2 separate regions of the Homo sapiens genome follow, and region 1 is linked to region 2. A link is a loop called in an ENCODE intact Hi-C map of the cell type or tissue named here. Cell type or tissue: heart left ventricle. All regions are shown on one strand. Links, peaks and the distances in the headings refer to the core of each region. The heading gives the core; the rest is flanking DNA.

Evidence for each region. Hi-C counts contacts between places; a loop is a spot of excess contacts. Peaks named below come from ENCODE experiments on the same cell type or tissue, not always from the same donor. Only the 100,000 strongest peaks of a DNase experiment are listed, where the experiment ranks them.
Region 1: it touches region 2 in a loop (2.0-fold over the local background); 4 of 110 quality-filtered maps call a loop at or near these places.

What each region holds. Positions count from the first base shown.
Region 1 is chr10:110,648,087-110,651,003 of GRCh38, reverse strand. The region is part of intron 1 of RBM20 (RNA binding motif protein 20); the gene reads right to left. Among named protein-coding and RNA genes, the nearest start is that of RBM20, 5.2 kb to the right of the region's middle. In heart left ventricle, for the core only: a CTCF peak has its summit at 1,852 (motif pointing left); no DNase peak of the experiment used is centred there; H3K4me3 peaks cover 2,467 bases; H3K27ac peaks cover 2,192 bases; H3K27me3 peaks cover 527 bases.
Region 2 is chr10:110,761,385-110,764,301 of GRCh38, reverse strand. All of the region lies in intron 1 of RBM20 (RNA binding motif protein 20), which reads right to left. Among named protein-coding and RNA genes, the nearest start is that of PDCD4-AS1, 110 kb to the left of the region's middle. RefSeq lists an enhancer at 1-142. In heart left ventricle, for the core only: no CTCF peak of the experiment used is centred there; a DNase peak (open chromatin) is centred at 1,281; H3K4me3 peaks cover 401 bases; H3K27ac peaks cover 2,500 bases.

The DNA of each region.
Region 1 (2,917 bases), core at 305-2,804, 110 kb after region 2:
CACTCCTCGACAGAAGCCCAGTAATTAACTTAGAGCAAAGATGCTCATTTTACACCTGAAAATATCAGACTGATCTTAAATCATTCTGTTCAATAATTAATTCAAAATAAACCAAAGGAGGAGATTTAGTGAAACCAATGCATCTTTAAAATATATATTACCTAGTCTACTCCTGACACTGGAGGGCAGGTTGAAGGGCAGGCCTAACAAAACTTAAAAACATATTCGGGAAGGAGTCCACAGACAAGTTGCAAAACCAAAAAGTATTTAAGATGTCCAGACAGCAGCAATTGGAGGTTTCCAGGTTTGGGTCAGAGTGGGAAGTGGTAACTGAGAACTGATGGGTCATTAGTGTGATCAAGAGAAAGCAGGTGCAAAGAAAAGGCAGAAGCAAGTGGCCCTGGTACAGCCTTAAAGCAAATACCACATTAAAGAAGGCAAAATTGGCGTGGAAACTATCTTCATGGGGTGATAACCACTCCCAAACACATGCATGACCCCCCTGCCTTTTGTTTCTGAACACATGGAAAGATTGATTTGTCCAACTGAGCTGTGAGTTATGAACACATCCTCATGCAAGTTGCTTAACTGCTCCCTTTTTGCCCATAAAGTACATCAGCACCAATATGTGCCATCTCCCCTACAGATCTGCTGTCAGCAAGTTGGAAAAGTTGCCTTAGAAACCATCAGGGGACTTACTTATCTTATAAAATCCATCAGGAGCTGTGGGGAAGAGGAAGATCAATCAACTTGACTGTAACTTCCACCGCGGTAAAGAGTTTATCATATTAAATGGATATATGCAACATATCCAAAACACACACAAGTTATTTGGGGGGAGGGGTCCTTCTCACTTTCACTTCCTCCCCCAACAGCTGGCAGTGATAACTTCTCCCCACACTTGCTGTGTGTAAACTTTGAAGACTAAAATCTTGTACAGCTCTTTAGTTGGGTGGAATTTAAACAGTGACCACCCATGGAGCCAGTCAAACTATCAGCTCACCAACAATACCCCCGTGGTGGTGTTGCAAACCAAATTCACATTCCTGATTCAAAAACATGTCTTCTTAATTAGGATCAGAATCTGCCAGTCTACTCACTGGTGGGAACATGCAGTATTAGGCATCCAGGATAACACGCATATTCTCAAGATCCAGCCAGGTTCTTTAAACAGAAAGGGAACTGCCGTGTGCTCCTTTCTGCAAACCACTAATTACCATCTTTGCCATGATTCTGTAATATGGATCATTTTACTTAATGCAAAACTTTTCAACACTCTAAACGCAGCTACCAGTCACTCACACTAGCTGCAGATCCACAGCAATTTTCCCTGTTAAAATATACCAAATAATATCATTTAGACCATCCCCAATTAAATAATCACTGTGGCAGGAAATAAAAATCAGATTAAGTAGGATTTTGTGGTGTAGGAGACCATTCAAGCTTTTGTCTGGCAGGGAGACCAGGACAGATGAAGGGAGAGGGGTGTCCTACTTCTGAACTTCTCTTTTGGGTTTTAACTCCAGTATCTCAAGCTTCCTCAATTCTTACTTTCCATATTTAGTTCAGTCCATTTTAATTTCTATCCCTTGATTAAACCCCAGTTCCCAACATTTTGTGTATTCTTGTTTATCAAACCTGTGAATTGAGCTATATCAATTTGTTCACTTGAGGACCGGCTGTTGTGGGCGGGGAAGAATATTAGTTTAAACTGGAGTCAAGAACTTAAAGCCACAAAAATAAATAAATAAATATATAAATAAATAAATAAATCAGAAGGAAAGAAAGAAACTGGATAATGTGGAATCATTTCACTGTGAGTCAATCCTGGTTGGTTTTTTTCTGCCCCCTGGTGACTATTAGGACTGGCAAAGAGATCTTAACAGATCAGAGTTCACATTCCAATGGACAGATTTGGGCTTTTTAAATTATTAATTAGATAAACTGCGAAGGAGGTAGCAAAAGAATACATGGATAGAAAAATAAAAAGGGTGATCAAATTCTTCTTCTTCTTCTTTTCCCCCCTACAGCACTGGCATTAGAACAGCTCTGTGTGCACCATATGCATAGTCCTTTACTGTGACTAATGGGAATAATGTACTACATTTCATAATACTGATCTCTTTGGCAATTTGAGAAAAATTCACAACTAAATGATTATACATACTATCTAAAAATACTTATCACAACAAACCCTCAAGCAAAATTTCTTTTTCTGATAAAACTTTGGAAAGCTTTCTAGATAAGCAAAAGAATCATTCAGGCTGCTAAGAAAATAGCACCCCCCCCTTTTCTTCCCTGTTGGGGTAAAGGCTTAATCCTCTCAGATGTTTTCCCTGCTGAATGCTTGTCTTATGTGCAGTTTAAGATGGTATTTAAAATTTTCAAAATTCCTTCTACAAGTGTATTCCTATTTCCCCTAAAATTGGGCTCAAACTGATGTTAACTGGCACAGATGTTAGAAATTCCATCCTCTTTCCAGAAAGGACCAAGTATGAATGAAAGGGAATGTCCCTTTTTAGCAAATTCTTATTTCTTCTCTCTGACTCTGGATGTAATTGTCAGCATACCCATCAAAGTGGGTGAACATCATACACAACTTGCCTGCGAATGACTCCCTAACAGTTACACGGAGATCCTTCTGCAGAATGTCTGTAAAATTAGAGTCTGTAAATCGGAGTTGCTACTTACAACATTTTCTATTCCGAGTGAGGGGAGCACTTTGCTCTGAAAATATAGACAGCCAGTGTTCTAATGCTATACGGAAGACTATAGATCAAAGAGATCAAAGCTGGATTCATGTTTTCATTAACTACAAGCATTTACACGCAGGTAACACTAGCCATCAAATGCTAAACCAAAACTTTTTCTATTGTTTATAATTATTTTTATTCACTGCTTAAAAAATAATACAGAA
Region 2 (2,917 bases), core at 137-2,636:
GGTGGTGGTCTGTTTGTTTGTTTGTTTGCTTGCTTGCTTTTTACTCTGGGTTTTCACGGGTGAAAATTTGGTCCTGAAGATACCCTTAAAAACCTTAGCAATCCAGCTACATCAGACAACCCCAGCAAACTGACTCCCAGCCAGCAAAGCTCCTGAAACACTTGCCCTTCTTTATTTTTGTGGAACAGGAGATGAACGGAGATGACCCATCATTTCACCTACCCAGTGGTAACTGCAATACCTTTCAGGAGGAAAAGTGAGTTCTCCTTTGCTCTAAGCAGTGGCTGGGGATGATTTTGGCCCCCAGGGTAATGCTGGAAACAGTTTGTTGTCAGAACTGAGGGGGGTGATGGGATGCAACTGGCATCTACTGGGCAGAGACCAGGGATGCTGACAAAATCCTACAATGCTCAAGACAACCACCACAAAAGATAATTATTTGGCCCAAGATATCAATAGTGTTGCAGTTGAGAAACTGTGCTCTCAGGCTAACGCCTTCAACCAGTCTTGCAGAAAGTACAATACCAAAAAAAAAAAAAAAAAAAAAAAAGCCAAGAAGCCCCTCTCTGTGAGGAAGTGGCTAAAGACCCTGGCTGGCCTCATTCAGAGTTTGATTACTTAGAAATGTAACTTTTCTTCCGAGGAGCCACCGTTCTCCTGCCAACTTTTTTTTACTTTTCTCCTTCCAAATCTCACACTGTAATCCTTAAACACTCAAACCAAACTCAACCTTCACGTGATTTTCTAAAATCAAAATCTGTTGTCACAGGTACTTCATTGTCAGGTTATGCAAAGCAACCATCATTCCAATTTGTCCTGTCTGGGACAGGCTGATGTCTACCTGCAATGCCTGGTGTCCACTGTAATCTCCTATCCAAAACAGTCAATAGGGTATATTCCTTTTAAAAGGTCAAAACTCCCCAGTGAGCTTATAAATGACTTAGTGATTGAGGCTTACTAGATTCTCCTATTTTAACTTAGCCCCTTGGAGGAGATGGGGCTTGGGGTATCCTGGCATCAGGGGGGCTTCCCTCCTGCTGGGACTGAATTCAGACCCGGTGTGTGACGTTTCTATAGTCGCACTGAAAAACCAAAGTGAAAGCCAGTCGGATATGTTTGACCAGCCTGTTTCTAGCTGCCCACCAGAGGCTCTTCCATGGGCCACCTGCCCCAGTGACCTCCCAGGAGAGCCCAAAGGCTTTTTCTTCCTAATTTAGTCACAGCCCACAGGCTGTCCCAGGCTCCGTTGGCCTCAGCCGCTGACTCAGTCACAGACACCTAAAAGCGCCAGTCCCAGCTCCTGACCTGAGGGAACCAGCCAGCCTGGCCGTGGCTGCCTTTCTCTTCTGGCCTTGAGTCCTTCCCATGGTCTACTAGGTTTCCCCAAGCTGCCAGGCTCTACTCCAATCAGCAGGTTTGGCCCTTCCTCTCTCTGTCTTCTTTCATTATGCCCAGAACTTTCTTAGACTAAGAGTTTATTGAAAAGCGCCCCACCACACACATCTTCCCAAACCCACATAGAAGGCTCTGCTCCTGTCTGCCATTGTGGGAGAAGCAGTGATGTGCAGTGGTTAAAAACAAACACCTGAAACCTGCCAGCCACAGCCAGCCACAGGAAAGAAGGATGAGGACCGTGCCTACCTTCAGGATTCTGGTAGGAGCCACGTGTCACCTGGTACAGCCGGAGCTGTGTATCTGCTATTGTGAGCTCCGTAACATGATACACTGAATGTGAGCTTGATTATTGAAATAAAAGGAACCCTCATACACGGCCTGGAGTGCAATTCCCAGGAGAATAAATGCCAATACTTAGAATAAGCCCTTCTAATTGTATGGTCCTAGCTCTTACCCAGAGACTGGGACACAACTCCAGTTCCAATCTGGAAATGAAGACGCACAAGCTGAACATCCCAAATGAAAATTCAGTTCAATGTCGTAGGCATGTATTGAGTACCTACTGTATACCAGCACTGTGCCAGGCAAGGAAGGAGTGGGGAACATGTGGTAGGCAGTAAGTCTGGGTGCACAAGGCTAATTATGCTACCTGCTTCACACATTCTCTTGATTTTCACAAGTCTTAAAACAAATTAAGATCACTATCCCCATTTTACAGATTAGAACATTGAAGCTCCAAATGACTGAGTACCTCACCTAAAGTGTCAAAGCCTAGTATGTGGTTATTTGAAACAATGTTTGTTGGATTCCAAAGACTTTGTATTTCCACTAAAGCACCTCCCAGTACACAAGGTGTATTTTTAGTAGGGACGGGGTTTCACCATGTTGGTCAGTCTGGTCTCCAACTCCTGACCTCAGGTGATCCGCAGGCCTCGACCTCCCAAAGTGTTGGGATTACAGGCATGAGCCACTATGCCATGTCAGTTAATCCTTCCTTTTACTCCAAAACTAGTATTAAGGTAAGAGGTGGAAGCTGGGTTGGGAGAAGCACATGGCACACCTGGCCCCCATGAATACTGTTATTTATTATGATACTATGGGTCTCTTCCGGTACCAGGATAGACGGGGATAATCTGGCCTCCATGCCGGGGACATGTCCTGCAGCGGGTGGTATAGTGGCCCTCACTGGAAGTAGAAGAGGGTGTTAAAACACAATAATGTAAGGAGGAGGCAACTGGCAGTGGTATACACCCCACGTGTGGGGACAAAGTCAGGGAAAGACTGAGATCCAGTGAATATAATGAGTGTTCACCTGGGAGGTGGGAGACTCGGGCTACGGCTGGCTGCATCACCCACTCACTGTGTGACCTTCAACCGTTACTGAGTCCTTGTGGCTTAAGTCGCCCAAGTGCCAAGTACACAGGAACTTAAGGACATACTATGCTGCCATTAAAAAGTGATATTTACTATTCATTTACTATTTAATGTTAAATCTAAAACCAGTGCACAAAATTGTATATAC